2 separate regions of the Mus musculus genome follow, and region 2 is linked to region 1. A link is a loop called in an ENCODE intact Hi-C map of the cell type or tissue named here. Cell type or tissue: heart. All regions are shown on one strand. Each heading gives the region's core, and the rest is flanking DNA. Links, peaks and the distances in the headings are about the cores only.

Region 1 (8,594 bases), core at 225-8,224:
CGCGGCTGCAAGCAGCAGGTGCATGGCGGGAGGGCTGCCCGGCGACCCACCGAGAACTGCGGCGGAGTCTGAGCCTCCGCCCACCGGCCCGCGCGCCGGCCGTTCCCCGGGCTACTTGACTGCGTCGCCGAGGCCCCGCCCACCTTTCACCCCGCGCGCTTCTATTGGCCGGAGGAATCCCCCTTGCCTGATGTGGACCAATTGAGGCTCGCCACGAGAAGCCACCAATGAGAAGGCCCCGGGTCAGCGTCCCGCGAGAATGAGGCAGAACCGTAATCTTCTATCGGGTCCCCATGCCCCGCCCTCCACGAGTGGCCATCTTTTCTCCGGGCGGGAAGCGCCAGCTGCGGTCGCCAGCCTGGGCAATGGTGGCCATGTCAAGTTCGGGCAAAGACTTGGCTTCCGGGCCCGGTTTCCGCAGCCGGCTTCCTGCCTTGGTCAGTCTGCTCAGTTCCGCGGGGTCCTGCGGAGAGGAGAGGTTAGCGCGCGTCGCCGGGATTGGTGTACTCGGGCGGGAGGTGGCGAAGCTGGGGTTCTCCCGAGCGCGCGTGACGGCCTTTGAGTTCCTCAACCCGGGGATGGACCTGTCACTTAGAGGCTGAGCGTGTCCCTGGGGGCGGGACATCTCGCCCGAGGCCTGGACCGTTCATCCATCCTCCTCACCTGGCGCCCGGAGCTGTCATCCGTAAACAGAGCTCTACATCTGGGTCCTGCTCAGTGTGGTTGAGGGGGCCCCAGTGGTCGACATTTCCTCAGGGGCCTCAGGCAGTGAGTTCACAATGACCTTCCGAACTTTAAGTGACCTGAGGGAGGAGGAGGAGGAGATGTGGACTATGTGTATTTTAAAGAACATCTGATTGTATAAATAGTAACAGTTTAGTCTGGTCTTTGGTTTACAAGTAAGTTCATCTACACCAGCTAACACTTCCAGGTTAAAGCCACAATTTGAACGAATGATTCCCACAGTTCCCTTGGAAGCTTTGGAATCACAATGGACAGGGACGACAGGATCTTTGAAGGGTACCCCCTAATCTGAGATGCCCTCCTCCTCCACGCCACATTTGCGAAGAGTATAGCTTTTAATTTTTTAAAGATTTGTTTATTTTATGTATATGAGTACACACGGTAGCTGTACATAGGGTTGTGAGCCTTCATCTGGTTGTTGGGAGTTGAATTTACGACCTCTGCTTGCTCTGTGCATCAGATCTCATTACAGGTGGTTGTGAGCCACCATGTGGTTGCTGGGATTTGAACTCAGGACCTTCAGAAGAGCAGTATAGCTTTTTGGAGCTTGGCTCCTGGAGCTTAGCCATTAGCATCTCTTCTTCCCTGCAGCTGCCCCCATTCCTGTGATAGGTGTTTTGTTTTGTTTTTTTTTTTGGTTTTTTGAGACAGGGTTTCTCTGTATAGCTCTGGCTGTCCTGGAACTCACTCTGTAGACCAGGCTGGCCTCGAACTCAGAAATCCGCCTGTCTCTGCCTCCCAAGTGCTGGGATTAAAGGCGTGCGCCACCACGCCCGGCTGATAAGTTGTTTTTATGTACTGGTGAATAACTCCCTTGTATTGTTTCTGCTCCTGGTTGAGCGGTCCAGCTCACCCTGGTCTCCTGTTGTCTTTGAAAATAGCTAGCCGGGCGGTGGTGATGCACACCTTTGATCCCAGCACTTGGGAGACAGAGGCAGGCGGATTTCTGAGTTCAAGGCCAGCCTGGTCTACAGAGTGAGTTCCAGGACAGCCAGGGCTACACAGAGAAACCTTGTCTCGAAAGAAACAAAAAAACAAAAAAGAAAGAAAATAGCTGCTGTTGGTCCTCAGCAGAACACACACCCCTTTGTGGCTGTGAGGAAGGAGGAGGATCGGGTGAGTTCTGTGGGTAATAGCCCACCCTAAAGCTTGGGTTTCCTTCAAAGGTCTGCAGAGCAGATAGTTGAAGCAGCGAAGTTGGAGTCCCTGAAGCAACGCATCTCGCACTGCTGCCTCCCTCGATGGCTTGGCCTCTTCCCCATCCTTTTCAATACCAAGGATGGCCTTGAACTTCTAGTCCTCTTGCCTCTTACCCCCTAGGTGCTGGGATACACACATATATTTACATACCTGGGGTTTATCCGGTTCTGGGGACCGAACCCAGGGCTTCAGGCTCTTAACAAGTTACCCAGGTTGACCTAGACCTCTTGTTTCTCCTGTCTCAGCCTCCCAAGTACTGGAATCCTAAGTGTGCATCACTGTACCCCAGTATGGTTTTGTGCCAGGTTGGGAACTTTATGTACATGTTGTTCTATAACCTAATTAGTCAATCGTCACACTTTCTCAGTTCAGGACTTTTTATTGGGTCTAACTCAGCTGGGCATAGTCAGACGTGGTGGAGTGTTGGCCAGACTCACTGTAGCCTTGCAACCGAACTTGGAATAAGCAAGTGCACGCTGTGGCTTATTTACACTCACTAAAGTCTTTATAATATGCCTTTGCGCAGGGCTGGGGAATACCTGTGGGGCATTTTCCTGATTGGTGATGTGGTAGGGCCCATCTCACTGTGGGTGATGCTATCCCTGGGCTGGTGGTCATAGGTGCCATAAGAAGGCAGACTGAGCAAGCCATGAGGAGCAAGCCAGTAAGCAGCACTCCTTCTTGACCTCCATCCACGTTAATCTCCTGCCTCCAAGTTCCTGCCTTGAGTTTCTGCCCTTAGTTTCCTTGGATCGTAAGCTGTAAGATGAAATAAACCCTTTCTTCCCCCAAGTTGCTCTTGGGTGTGGTGTTTTATCACAGAAATGTAAACCCTAACTGAGACCATAGGAATTATGAGCATTATTATATTTCACGGGGCTGGGGCTGGAGAGGTGACTCTGGTTAAGAATGCTGACTGGTCTTTTAGAAGACCAAAACTCAGTTCCCTGCACCTACACAGCACCTCACAACTGCCGGTAACTCCAGTTCCAGGGAATCAGATGCCCAGACATACATGCATATATACACATATATACATACACACATGCATGGGATTTATTAGAGTGGCTTACAGACTGATCTAGCTAGTTAATAACGGCTGCCTATGAGTGGGAGGTCAAGGAATCCAGTAGTTGTTCAGTGTACAAGGCTGGATGTTTCCCTCAGGTGGGCTTCAGTATACACTGGGGTCCTGAGGAAACAGGAACCATTGCCAGTGAAGGAATGGATTTGCCAGGAGACCAAGAGCAAGCTTCCTTCTTCCATGTCCTTTACAGAGGTTGCCAGCAGACGCTGTGACCGGATCAAAGATGGATCTTCCTACTTCAGAAGATTTACTTAATAAACAATCCCTCACCGGGGTACTCAGCTGCTTGGGTTTTAGTTAACTTCAGATGTTGTCAAGTTGACAGAATAGCCATCTCAAGGGGTCTTGTGCTTCCTCTCCTCCACATCTTACCTGTGTGACCTCAAGCCACGTCTTAGGAATGTCTGACCGTGTAAGGTAACAGTGTTCCTTGTCTGTGTCTCTGTGAAGGCGCATGAAGTTCAAAGCTCTACATGGCTGGCAAGAAGTCATCGGGCAAGCGGTCATGGCCGCTTCTGGGGCTGCTGGTCACTGTAGCCACCATCCACCTGGTTATATGTCCCTACACCAAGGTAGAAGAGAGCTTCAACCTTCAGGCCACACATGACCTCCTGTACCACCAGCTGGACATAGACAAGGTGAGGCACTGCACCGAGTGAGCGGACGCTTGCTTCACTTGCCCAGCCTGTGCGCTGACCACTCTTCTCCCTGCAGTACGACCACCACGAGTTTCCTGGAGTTGTTCCTAGGACGTTCCTCGGGCCGCTGGTGATCGCAGCGTTCTCCAGCCCCGTGGTTTATGTGCTCTCGCTTTTAGAAGTATCCAAATTTTATTCTCAGCTGATAGGTAAGGGCCTCACAGGGGCAAGAGCTGTGACATCACATGGTCACAGGTGGGGTGGGGATGGGGTAGGGTGGGGGTTGGCTGGACTCACTGTAGCCTTGCAGCCAGACTTGGGACAAGCAAGCAGGCCCTGTACCTTAGACTCCACAAAAGTCCTCATGACATACTTCAGCAGCCAGCCAGCCAGGACTGTGGGACTGAAAGGAAGTCAGAGGCGTGGTTTGTGTGGGTCTCCGTCCACACACAGGCCCCATGGCCACTTCTGGTACAGATGTGAGCTCCTATGTAGTGTCTTGCATATTGTCACTGAGTGCCACTGCAAGTGACACTGGCTTCATCTGTGTTTCCTGTTGAGTCATTCACATCAGTGACTTTTTTGCTCATTTCATTTAGTCAGAGGAGTCCTTGGGCTTGGTGTGATTTCTGGACTCTGGACATTACAAAAGGAAGTGAGACAGCAGTTCGGAGCCACGGTGGCTGTCATGTTCTGCTGGATATCAGCCACACAGTTTCATCTCATGTTCTACTGTACGAGGACACTCCCCAACGTGTTGGCCCTGGCTGTGGGTATGTAGCTTCAGGCTCTGCCTTCTGACTCCTCACAGTGTACACACATCTGCTCCTGGCATTGTCCCCCACCTCCTGGGCTCCTCATAAACTGCTCAGGGTCTCTTCCTCTGGAAGCAGGCCTCTCTGTACTCAGGGCTGGTTCTTCTAGAGAACACTACCCTGAAGCACCTGCGTGCCAGCCCAGCAGACATTCTGTCTGGGCAAGCAAGCTTCTCGGGTTTGTCTGTGTATATTTTGGGTTTTAGTATTTTGGGTCATAGTCCTACAATGTAGTCCAAACTGGCTTTAAATGCTAGATCCCCCTGCCTTAAACTCTGAAGTGCTGAACAGCTTCTAGAGTGTATGTATGTATTTATTTATTTATTTATTTAAGTTTTTGCATGTATGAGTATTCCATATGTATTTAAGCACATAATGTGTGTACAGTACCTTCAGAGGCCAGGAGAGGGCATCAGGTCCTCTGCAACTGGAGTTACAGACAGCTGTGGGCTGCCCTGTGAGTGCTAGGAGTGAAACCTGGGTCTTCTTCAAGGACAGCCAGTTTCTAAATTGCTGAACCATCACTCCAGCCCCCGCAGAGTGACTTGGGGGGGTGTTTTATAAGAAAGCGAGCCCCCTTATCGTGCGTTTCGTGTTTTGCAGTCTTACCAGCCCTCACAGCCTGGCTGCAGCGGAGGTGGGCCCTGTTTGTCTGGCTCTCAGCCTTCGTCATCATTGGCTTCAGGGCTGAGCTGGCCATGCTGCTGGGCATTGCGCTGCTGCTGACCTTGTACCAAAGAAGACTGACGGTGGCCAGAGTGCTCCGACACGCCATCCCAGCAGGGCTTCTCTGTCTAGGCAAGTTGGCATCTCTGGTTTGCCTGTGTGTATTTCTTTCAGTTTGGGGTTTTGGTATTTTGAGACAAAATCCTCCTGTCTTAGTTACTGTGCTGTTGTGAGGACATACCATGACCACGGCAGCTGTAGAAGGAAACTTTTCATTGGGGCTGGCTTACAGTTCCAGAGGCTAGTCCAGGATCATTGTGGCAGGAAGCATGGCAGCAGGAAGGCAGGCATGGTGCTGGAGCTACACCCTGATCTACAGGCAGCAGGCAGAGAGACAGAGACAGACAGACACAAACCAAGACTGGGCCTGGTGCATCCTGATCTGCAGGCAGCAGGCAGAGAGACAGAGACAGACAGACACAAACCAAGACTGGGCCTGGTGCATCCTGATCTGCAGGCAGCGGGCAGAGAGACAGAGACAGACAGACACAAACCAAGACTGGGCCTGGTACATCCTGATCTACTGGCAGCAGGCAGAGAGACAGAGAGACAGAGACAGACAGACACAAACCAAGACTGGGCCTGGTGCATCCTGATCTGCAGGCAGCGGGCAGAGAGAGAGAGACTGGGCCTGGTGTGGGCTCATTTGAAAACTCAAAGCCCAGCTCCACTGACACACCCCCTCTAGTAAGGCCACACCTCCTAATCTTTTCTGAACTGTCCACCAACTAGAACCTAAATATTAAAATGTATTAGCCCTTGGGGGATATTCTTATTCAAACCATCACACCCACTGTATAGCGCAGGCTGGCCTCATATCTGAGCTCCTCCTGCTTTAGCCTCCACGGTGCTAAAATGACAAGTGTGTCAGTTTGAAACTTGGTGTGTGCATATTGTGTGGCATCCAGAAATCAGCCTCAGTGTTATCCCTCAGATTAGCCACCTGGTTTGTTCCTAGGTTTGTTTTTAAGATATATTTATTTCTACTTTATGTGTATGGGTTTTGCTTGCATGTTTTCCTGTGTACTACACGTGTACCTGGTGCCCATGGAGGCCAGAAGAGGGCATCAGATCCCCTGGAACTGGAGTTATGGACAGGTGTTAGCTACCATGTAATTGCTTCAGCCTCATACCTGGGATGGGTGTGGGTGTGGATGTGTTGGGGTGGGGTGGGGGTGGGGTGGTTTCTTGAGACAGGGTCTTTACATAGCCCCGGCTGTCCTGGAACTCACTTTGTAGACCAGGCTGGCCTCGAACTTACAGACATCCACCTTCGTAATCTAATCTCCCTAGCACTTAGAGTAAAGGCACTCACCACAAACCTGACTTTTTCTGTGGGTTCTGGGATAGAACTTAGGCCTCCCCCTTGCAAGGAAAGCTCTTTACTAAACTGTTGCCTCTACCCTTGAGATTTGTTTTTTTTTTTTTTTACACTTAACTGTGTGTGTGTGTGTGTGTGTGTGTGTTCTTACCACAATGCACATATGGAGGTTAGAGCACAACTTGTGGGAGTCATTTCTTTCGTACCACCATGTCGGTCTCAGCGATTGAACTCAGGCCATCAGGCTGGGCAGCAAGTGCCTTTACCCACTGAGCCAGCTCACTGGCCCCCAAGAATCCTTTTTTAAATTTTATTTTATTTTTAATTATGCATATATACATGTATGTGTCTGTGTGTGTGGAAATATGTGTGCATGATTGTAGTCACTCATAGAGTCCAGAAGAATACCCAAGAATTGTGACAGGCAATTGTGAGCCTTCCCTTGTGGCTTCTGGGAACTAAACTTGGGTTCTCTGAAAAAGCAGTATTCACTCTTCACTGCTGAGTCATCTCTCTAGTCCCCTTTATTTATTTATTTATTTATTTATTTATTTATTTTTATTTTTTTGTTTTTTGAGACAGGGTTTCTCTGTGTAGCCCTGGCTGTCCTGGAACTCACTCTGTAGACCAGGCTGGCCTCAAACTCAGAAATCTGCCTGCCTCTGCCTCCCGAGTGCTGGGATTAAAGGCCACCACGCCTGGCCCCTTTATTTTTTTTTAAAGATGTAAACAAGATTATCTGAACTTTGGCAGCAGTAGAACATGCCATTTCTGTCCTAAACGTAGCTTCTACTTGGAAGCCTGCATCCACCACTGTCCTTCAGGCTGCTTGGACAGACAGGAGGAGGGCAGTATGTCAGACACTGGGGAAGATACTCGATGAGAGATGGTGTCACCATTAGCTCCTTTCATGGGAAGCCGCTGGCAGTTTCTGTGGCCGGCAGTCACTTTGTGAGGCAGTTAAGCACAGTGCACATGTGGGTTGAGGCTTGAATTTTATAGTTGGCCATGTTCCTTACAGAGGACACTTCTGTTCTGTTATTAGGGCTGACGGTTGCTGTGGACTCCTATTTCTGGCGATACCTTGTATGGCCGGAAGGAGTGGTGCTTTGGTACAACACTGTCCTGAACAAAAGTTCCAACTGGGGCGTATCCTTTCAGTATTAGGGGAGGGATGCCCATGACCCTGACCTCTATCCAGTCAGCAGCCAGCCAGTCTGGCACAGGTTGGGTGGCTGTCTGAGGTTCAGGGCAGTAGCTTCTCCTATGGCACACACCTAGCACTCTCTGGCGACATCTCCCCGAGTATCACCTAGTCACACCCATAGTCCACAGGGTAGCTGCGTTTCAAAACATTTACACAGAGTGTTTCAGATGGTCTCATGGTAAGAAAGGATAGCATAGCTGCCACTTGATAGCATACCATCCTCATCTGTCAATACTGGGAAGAAAGGAAGAAAAGCTAAAGGGTTTCCCATAGTCCTCTGTGGGGCCCTCAGTTACACTGTAGCAGCAAGGGTATGCTGTGCCCAAGATCGGTCATCCCCATGCCTCCTAAGCAGGTCTCTGCTGTGTCTTTTGGCATAGCTGACTGGGCCTTTATGCAGTTACAATTCTTAGTTCCATTAAGTGGACAGTGACTCGGTCTCTGACAAATTCATGCCTCCTTAACCCTAAGCCGAAGACTTCCCCACTCCTGTGGTATTTCTACTCAGCCCTGCCCCGAGGCCTGGGCTGCAGCCTTCTCTTCATACCCCTGGGTGCAGTGGACAGGAGGACCTATGCACTGGCCCTGCCAAGCTTGGGATTCGTGGCTCTATACTCACTCCTCCCACACAAGGAGCTGCGGTTCATCATCTATACCTTCCCTGTCCTCAACATCATGGCTGCCAGAGGCTGCACCTATATGTGAGGGTTTCGTCCTTGAGATACTTGTCTGCTTTTCATTTTGACTATATTTTCTGGAGTGCTGGTTTTAATTACCAGGGTGATAGGTACTTTTAAAGGTTCGTCAGAAATAGGTTTGCCCTGGGCGGTGGAGGCGCACACCTTTAACCCTAGCT
Region 2 (8,594 bases), core at 422-8,421, 64 kb after region 1:
CACACACTCACACTTACACACACACACTCACACTTACACACACACTCACACTTACACACACACACACACACACACGCACGCACGCACGCACGCACGCTCACACTTACACACACTCACACTCACACACTCACACACACACTCACACACACACGCACGCACGCACTCACACACGCACACACACTCTCACTTACACACACACACTCACACACACACTCTCACACTTACACACACACACACACGCACGCACACACACTCACACTTACACACACACTCACACTTACACTCACACTTACACACACACTCACACTTACACACACACACTCACACACACTTACTTACACACACACACGCTCACACACACACACACACACACACACACACACACACACACCTGCCCCAGCAGGAATACTCATCTCAGGATAACTGAGACTGTCTTCTCACCGCCTTGCAGGACCAGAGCTAAGATAATGGTAGGCCAGGCCACAGGGGACCAAGACTACTTAACTGTGCATACCTCTTGCCCCTACCTAACTTGGCTTACACGTAAGGCTCAAGTCAGTGTCCCTGGGCTTAAATGCCTCCTTTCATCTCCCTCTCTTACTTCTGTCTGAACATCCACCAGCCCAGACAGGGTTGCTTTGTATAGCCCTGGATGTCCTCAACTAGCTCTGTAGACCAAGCTGGCCTCAAACTAGACATCTGCTTGTCTCTGCCTCCTGAGCGCTGGGATTAAAGGATCAAAGGCATATGCCACCATGCCTGACTTGTTTGCTTTCTTAAGGGCTAAGTGTCTGGAAACCTAGAGTTGAGCCTCTGGGCTAGGGCTCTGCTTACAGGCATATCTAGGATAAAGAAAAACCTAGACATTCAAGAGTGGGACTAGGAGTATCTGAAAAAATGGGGTTCAACCGCTGACAAGCTGCTACACTTCCCAGATGTCAGTGAAGGCCAGAACTGAGAGATTCTTGCTGCTAGACTTGCAGTGACATACAAAACATCTGCAGGAATGACAAACACCTGCAACGGTATCTTCAAAGAGTAATGAAAAGAATGACAGAGCTGGCTCTGAACTGGTCTGTTCAGAAGGAAATGATGCTGGTTGGAGGAGCCTCTGGTTAGTGACTATGCCTCTTGCCCCAGATGGCTCTACCACAGGGCTAACCAAGTCTGTGGCCAAGGAAAGAGTCACTTACCTATGCCCTCCTCTCAGTAGGTCAACCAGAAGTAGAAACTAAAGTATTTGAAGCCAGGTACATAAAAAGTGCAGACATGGGGTGAAGAGACAGTGACCATGGTCACTTATGGTCTCCATGCTTCTAGAGCTCTGCTTCCCAGTTCTCGCTCCAAACTCTAGGCCCATCAGAGACCTGGAACACACATATGCACTTCTTTCACTGAACAAATACTATATACATCAGCTCATGTACACATACACAAAATTCAACCAAGTCCCCTAATTCCCTAAACACCTTTTCAAAAGTGTTTGGGGCTTTCTGTGTATCTGTGTTGTATCAACGTCAAAGAGTTTTCACTTATTTTTATTTTTTATTTTTTTAAATATGTGTTTATCATAAACAATGACTTTATTTGTTTTGTTTTTATTTATTATATGTAAGTACACTGTAGCTGTCTTCAGACACAGAGGGAGTCTGATCTCGTTAGGGATGGTTGTGAGCCACCATGTGGTTGCTGGGCTTTGAACTCAGGACCTTCGGAAGAGCAGTCGGGTGCTCTTACCTGCTGAGCCATCTCACCAGCCCTGAGTTTTCACTTATAAAAAACATCAATTATCCAAATCAGAAATTAACTGGTTGGGGACACACTCAATTAATCGCTATCAAATGAACTAAGCGCTTTCTTTCTTTTTCAACTTATTTTTACATATGTCTATTGGTATTTGGCTTGCTCGTATGCCCGTGTAAAGATGTCAGAAGCCCTGGAACTGGAGTTACAAACAGGTGTGATCTGCCATGTGATTGCTGGGAATTAAACCCAGGTCCTCTGGAAGAAAGGCCCTGCTCTTAACCAGTAAGCCATCTCTCCAGCACTGTGCTTTCTTTCAACATAAGAGTCTGCATACCTGCCTAAAAGACATGAGGCTTTCGGTTTCTATGACAAACACCATGACCAAAAAGTAACTTAGGGAAGAAAGGGTTTATTTCATCTTAACACTTCCAGGTAAGAGTCTACCATCGAGGAAGGGCAGGGCAAGAACTTGGAGGCAAGAACTGAAGCACAAGTCATGGAGGAACACTGCTTACTGGCTTGCTTTTTTTATATCATTAAGGATCAACTGCCTAGGGGTGGCATAATAGCCCCTTGGCTGGACTTGCCTACATTGATCATTAATAAAAAATAAACAAAATAAAAAATAAATAACAGAGCCGGGCGTGGTGGCGCACGCCTTTAATCCCAGCACTCGGGAGGCAGAGGCAGGCGGATTTCTGAGTTCGAGGCCAGCCTTGTCTACATAGTGAGTTCCAGGACACAAAGAACTACATACAGAGAAACCCTGTCTCAAAAACAAACAAAGAAACAAAAGATTTCCTCTTCACAGGAGCTGGAGAAATGGCTCAGAGGTTCAGAGCACTGACTGCTCTTACAGAAGACAGGGGTTCAATTCCCAGCACCCACATGACAGCTTACAATTGTCTGTAACTTCAATCTCTGATATCCCCACACAGACACAAATGCAGGCAAAATACCAACACACATAAAATATATTATTTAGAAAAAAAAAATCCCTCTTCTGGGGCTACAGAGATGGCCCCACAGTTAAGAGCACTGGCGCTCTTTCAAAGTACTTGGGTTCAACTCCCAGCACCCACATAGCAGCTCACAGCTATCTATAATTTCAGTTCCAGGAGGATCTGACATCCTCACACAGACAGACATGCAAGCAGAACACCAAAGCACACCCAATTAGTAAATAATTTTCAAAAATTATTTTGAAGAAGAAAAACGGAGTCCCTCTTCTGGGGCTAGAGAGATGGCTCCTCTTGAGATGATTAAGAACAGTTCCAGAGGGCCTGGGTTCAATTCCATTCAGTCACAGGCAGCTTACAACCGAAACTGTAACTCTAGTTATAGGGGATTCAACATTCCCTCAGAGACATACTTGTAGGTGAAACACCAATGAACATTAAAAATAAGAGATTAAAAAAAGTTCCCTCTTCCAAAATATGTCTAGGTTTGTGTAAATTGATGAAAACCTATCAGCACACTGAGACTTTGAAACTTCCTAAAGATTCAAAAAAATTTTTAACTAGATCTTCTCATGAAAATAAAAGCCACACAAAAAGTCTATATAAAAATTTATATAGAAAAAAGTTTATATAGATTACAGAAAGCATGCACCAATGTCTTCATGCACAAGCCACTCCCTCAGGGTGTAGAGCCAAACTTGTAGCTTCTCAATTCTGCTTAGCATGGAATTAATTCGTGCCTTGCAACTACGTTTATTCAGAGTACTAAAAAAAAAAAAAAAAAAAAAAAAACTCAAAACTAAAATTTCCCTGGTCTTATTAATTTTTATCACCACGATATAAAGGGGAAAATTTCTTTCTTCCTACCAAGTCACAAGAATGTACTTGCCTTGGCTGACTGGCTTTACGAAGCCAGAAGGCACAAGTGTCCTTTTAAAAACTACACTTAATCTTATCCTAATTAACTTCAAAAACAAATGACTTCCCTTTTTACAAACGCCAGAACCGCGACAGCCGCTCCTCCTGAGGCTCGGCGCTGCAGGGACTTGAAAAGACGCGCTGGAGCCTCGTGAGAACCTCCAGACGGAGAGCGAGGACCCGCAGCCATCCCGGGCAGAAGCGAGTGGGTCGCACCAAAAAGGACAAAAGGAACAAAAAATGACGGCAGGTACTGCGACCGTGAAGACGCTACGGAGCCAAAGCGTTGAGTTAAGTTTCGTTAAGCCTCCGCGGTCAGACCCAGACGCACACGCTTCAAGCTAGGCAGGCACCAAGAAGCGTGACACCGACCCGTGTCACCGCCGTGCCGCCTGCCTGCGCCCCTTCCTGGACACGCGCGCCCACCGGCACCGGCTTGGGGGACGCCACGACGTGGCGGGAGCCCGGCACCTGACGAAAGGTCCCACGGGGCGTCCCGCGGTCGCTCCCCTCCGCGGCCTGGGCCCGCCCGCGGCGCGAGGCGCAGCTGTCAGAGGCCGGGCCGGGCTGGGCCGGGCCGGGCGCAGTCTCGGGACACAGCCTCCACCCGGCCCGCCGCGCACGGACAATGGCGCGGTTCCCCAACCCCTGCGCGGCGCCGGCCGTCGAAGACGCCACTGGAGCGTCCCGCGCGCACTCACCTGAGGCGCCGGCTCCGCGCTGCGCTGCGCGGGCCCGCGGGCTGCGAACAGCGCGACGGGCGCGCCCATTCATTAGCCGCTTTGTCTGCCCCCGCCGCCCCTCCCGCCGCCCCAGCCCCGCCGCCCGCGACGCCGCCGGACGCTGCGCCCCTCCCAGGGCCCCGCGCGGGTCGGGGGCGGGGCCCGGGGCGGGGCTGTCGTGCGCAAGCGCAGTCCGTGCGCACCTGCCCCGCCTTGGGGGGGGATGCCTAGAGTACGGCTGGATGGGCCCCGGCTAGGCAAACGGGGCGGAGCTACGAAGACTACGCAGGCGCAGTTTCCCCTCGCCCCATCTCCGGAGGTCAGGTTACTCCGGCGCAGTCTCACACACACGAGGTCTGGTCGCTGGCCTCCTCCGTCAAACTACGCAAGCGCGGTCTGGCGCACCTGCCCTGTCGGGCGTTCGGTCCGAAGACTACGCAGGCGCAGTCGCCACGGCGGTTGGTTGGAATTGCTGCGCGTTTGAGAAGCGCGCGTTCTCAGTGGTTTCTTCTTAGGGCTTGGCCGTTAGGGTGGTCCTGCGCTCTCAACGGCTGGCCGCGGAGCTTCCGGGCTTGTGGTCAAGGCGGGCGCCTTCTCCGGGGGCGTTGCGCGCAACCACTTTCAGTAGCCCTTGGGTGGAGGCTAGACACAGCAGGTGCTAGCTGCTCAGGGCCTGGGGCCATGTTTGGGTAAAAGAAATAAGGAGCTGAACATTGAACGCCCCAGTTCAGATGCCTGTGCGGACCATGTAATTTCTGCAGGTGGAATTTATCCCAGAGGTCCTTCTCTGATGACACTTTAGACCACAGCTTGTTCTCTTATGCGGGAGTTCTGTCCTACGCCCATCTCCTGTTCTGCGTGTTTAGGAGTTTCCTTCTGTGATTGAGGTGGTGGTGGTGCGGTCGGGGGAGGCGTCGAGTGCTGATGTCACACCTTGCTTACCCTGATTCACCATCACTGGTCAATGGACATGGTTTGGGATTCTGTGTCTTTAAGTTCAAGGGAAGGTGGTTGGGCTGCCAGTGCACTGCTGGTGGAAGTCATCATTGGTGTGGAACCCTGAGCCTGGCTTCTGTCTTCTTCGCCTTCCATTCAGGGAAGCTGATGTTTGTGGTGGAGGTGGTGGCTCCATATGAGACTCAATGGGGAACAGCAGAAAGACCTGGGTGGAGGTCCTCAGCTAGCAGGTTCCCGTAGGGTACAGAAGTTTTTTCCCAGTAACCTTCCTCTCCTTGTTATGCCCCTCGTACCCTACACCCCAGAGGAAAGAGAACATCTGCCTTCATGAAGGATTTCCGAAGCCCCAGGAGAACTGTTGAGACATGGGTTCTTGAGCTATAGAGCTAAGGGGTAGCGCCTAGAACAAGTAAAGTAGCTAGGAGAGAGTTTGAGCTTTAGCTTAGGATGTCTCAGCCCAGCCGGAAAGTCTTGACGAGCTTCCATTTGTTTATACAGAAGCACCTGCACAAACTCTTCACCTGGAGATGGCCCCTCTGTGCTCCTAGCCCTGCACAGGCTGTGCAGGGGAAGAAGGAAAACGGGAAGTAGAAGACAATGAGGGTGCTTGCCTGGAGCGCACGGAGCAGGCTTACCCTTCTGGAACTTGAATAGTGTCAAGATGTCGAGGGGTTTTGGAGGGTTAGGAAACTGCGTGTCCACAGAGACCGTGTAAAAGGCAACCGCCACCTTAGACAAAAGATGGTAACACTTGAAATTCTACCTGGCTCTTATTTGCTATGTTAGAATGAGGCAGTAGGTCTAGCAATGGAGAGGTGGATGCTACAGGCAGAGCATCAGCCCTTCCAGAGGGACTGTCCCTGAGAACGGGGAGATCAGGCAGTCCATCTGTACTCATACCCGATTTCCAAGAAGACAGGAAACCTCAGGACAAGGGTTTGCCTACTATATGATCCAGGGCAGAAATCTAGTCCCTTGTTTCTAGGTACGAAGGAGCCCCTCCCCCCAAAGGTAACCAGGCAGAAGGCACAAAGGTCTTCACAGTCTGCTCCAGAATGACCAGTCCTTAGCCAGGCGTGGTGGCGCACGCCTTTAATCCCAGCACTCGGGAGGCAGAGGCAGGCGGATTTCTGAGTTCAAGACCAGCCTGGTCTACAGAATGAGTTCCAGGACAGCCAGGGCTACACAGAGAAACCCTGTCTCAAAAAACAAAAACAAAAACAAAACAAAAACCCAGAATGGCCAGTCCTGAGCCCTGGGATCTTGGAGCTACACCGGTGGTCACTAAGCAGTCTGAGTATATCAAAGTAGCTAAAGTAGCTTTTGGGTGTTACACAGGTACTGTTTTGTTTTGTTTTACATTTTTTCGAGACAGGGTTTCTCTGTATAGCTCTGGCTATCCTGTAGACCAGGCTGCCCTCGAACTCAGAAATCATGGTTAGTTTAACAGGTGGGTGCAGGCACCAATCAAAGGGTGTGCATTGAGTTATGGCCTGGATACTGACCTATCTTGGATAGGGGGTTCTAGCTCACTCACTCCCAGACCCAGTCCTGCTGAGATTCAGTGAGGCCTCCATTTACTATCTGAGAAATGAAGCAGCTCCTTGACTGTACCTAACCCTGTTCAGATGGGCAAGCAGAGATGGGCAGCCATGCAGATGATCAAGCCATGTAAACGGCCAGTTTTTCTAAATGTAGGGGTGAAAAGCCCAGATAACAGGAAGGCGTGCAGGTATTCCCCCTGGAGAGGGTCTTGGGCTAGGTGTTTCCTGGTTCTTGGCCCCTCCTTCAAGAGTGAAATGAGCCTGGAGACCTCGCTCAGAGGTTCTGAGTTCAATTCCCGGTCACCGCATGGTGACTCACAACCATCTATAATGTGATATGATGCCTTCTTCTGGCATGTGGTTGTACATGCAGATAGAACAGTTGTACATAACATTAACAAATTAAGACTGAAATAAACTATTCAAAGAATAGAACAATTCAGAACACATTAAAAGAGCAGAGTGGATCACATGAGTGAAGATACTCATTTAAAAATATGTGTTGATTGCCTGCATACATGTCTGTGCACCATCTGCATGCAGTGCTCATAAAGGCCAGAAGACCTCAGGTCCCTTAGAACTGGAATTGCAGAAGTTGTGAGCTACCATGTGGATACTGGAATCAAAGTAACGTCCTTTGCAAGACCAGCAAACGCTCTTCCCAGCTATCTCTCCAGCCATAGGGCTTCCTTTTATGGAGCTGAAGAGAAAGAGTTTGGTTTCTAGGGTTCTGTAGCATGGTTCTCTAGCTTGACAGATTGAGTCACAAACTTTAATGCTATGCATATTCTTTCTCTTTGTACCTCTGGTTTTGATCACCCACAGTCAATTTTGCATAGACATTAGATGATAGATTCTCCTTAAATGTTCCTTTAGAGGGATAGAGTTTGCTTTGTTGTGCATATACACACAAACCAGCTAAGGTTAGATCAATCCTCTACTTCTGTCCCCATATGTTGAGGATATATTTGACAAGTTTGATGGTCTTTTAATAGGAAGAGAGACGCATATCGTTGTTCAGAGTGGGGTGTGTTTGTAGCTGGATACAAATAACAGTCCTGGGTTGCTAACAAGTTGCTAGATACAGAGTTCAGGTGTAGGGTTGTGCATTGCATAAGTTTGCTTAGTACATAGAGGTGAGAGTCCTAAGCTAGCAAATGCATTATAAAAGAGGTGTGTGCATAGTCTAAACCAAGTAGAGTCTCAGGTTGCTAACCTATTCTCTGTGGTTGCCTGTCTCACTGGGTTGTGGCTGGGTTTGGAGCCCCTTTCTGGGGACAGGTGGCAAGGTATGTATGCCGTTAATGGGGAATGTGTAGACAGCTATTGGAGTGATGTGGAGGAGGCAGTGAGAGACCATCCACAGAGACCACTGAGCTGAGCTATCATAGGTGATAAAGTGGGCACTGCTGGGTGAAGAGCTACCATGGGAGAAGGTTGGAGATCGCTACTAGAGAGGCTGAGGAGCTGAGGTGAGTGGAGCTTGCCAAACCTTTGCTCACATAGCTGGAATGCAAAGTCTGTCAACTGGAGCTTACCTGTTTAGACCCACAGTAGGGTTGTGAGGAGCAAACACTTTCAGCTCTGGTTAAGGTCGCATTTATCAATCTTTCCTGTGAGATCGTGGTTTTGATATTCAGTTTAAGAAACTTTTGCTTAATTCCAGATCCCAAAGACTTTCTACTCCTACTGTTAGAATGATGGATTTCTATTTAAATCCTTTGTACTGGGCGGGGGTGGAGCATACC

The links. Peaks named below come from ENCODE experiments on the same cell type or tissue, not always from the same donor. Only the 100,000 strongest peaks of a DNase experiment are listed, where the experiment ranks them.
Region 2: a loop joins it to region 1, with 2.4 times the contacts of the local background. A loop is called at or near these places in 15 of 42 quality-filtered maps.

Annotation. Positions count from the first base shown.
Region 1 is chr15:88,811,142-88,819,735 of GRCm38, reverse strand. Alg12 (asparagine-linked glycosylation 12 (alpha-1,6-mannosyltransferase)) reads left to right here and starts at 418. Exons shown (of 10, transcript NM_001142357.1): 1 at 418-478; 2 at 3,482-3,669; 3 at 3,746-3,878; 4 at 4,269-4,442; 5 at 5,088-5,282; 6 at 7,577-7,680; 7 at 8,216-8,439. The coding sequence starts at 3,505. It overlaps Creld2 (cysteine-rich with EGF-like domains 2), which reads right to left and starts at 90. Exons shown (of 10, transcript NM_029720.2): 1 at 1-90. The coding sequence starts at 24. In heart, for the core only: a CTCF peak has its summit at 4,895 (motif pointing right); a DNase peak (open chromatin) is centred at 235; H3K4me3 peaks cover 1,125 bases; H3K27ac peaks cover 956 bases.
Region 2 is chr15:88,747,533-88,756,126 of GRCm38, reverse strand. Zbed4 (zinc finger, BED type containing 4) reads right to left here and starts at 4,416. Exons shown (of 3, transcript NM_181412.3): 1 at 4,325-4,416; 2 at 1,194-1,367. In heart, for the core only: no CTCF peak of the experiment used is centred there; a DNase peak (open chromatin) is centred at 4,656; H3K4me3 peaks cover 3,159 bases; H3K27ac peaks cover 2,402 bases; H3K27me3 peaks cover 528 bases.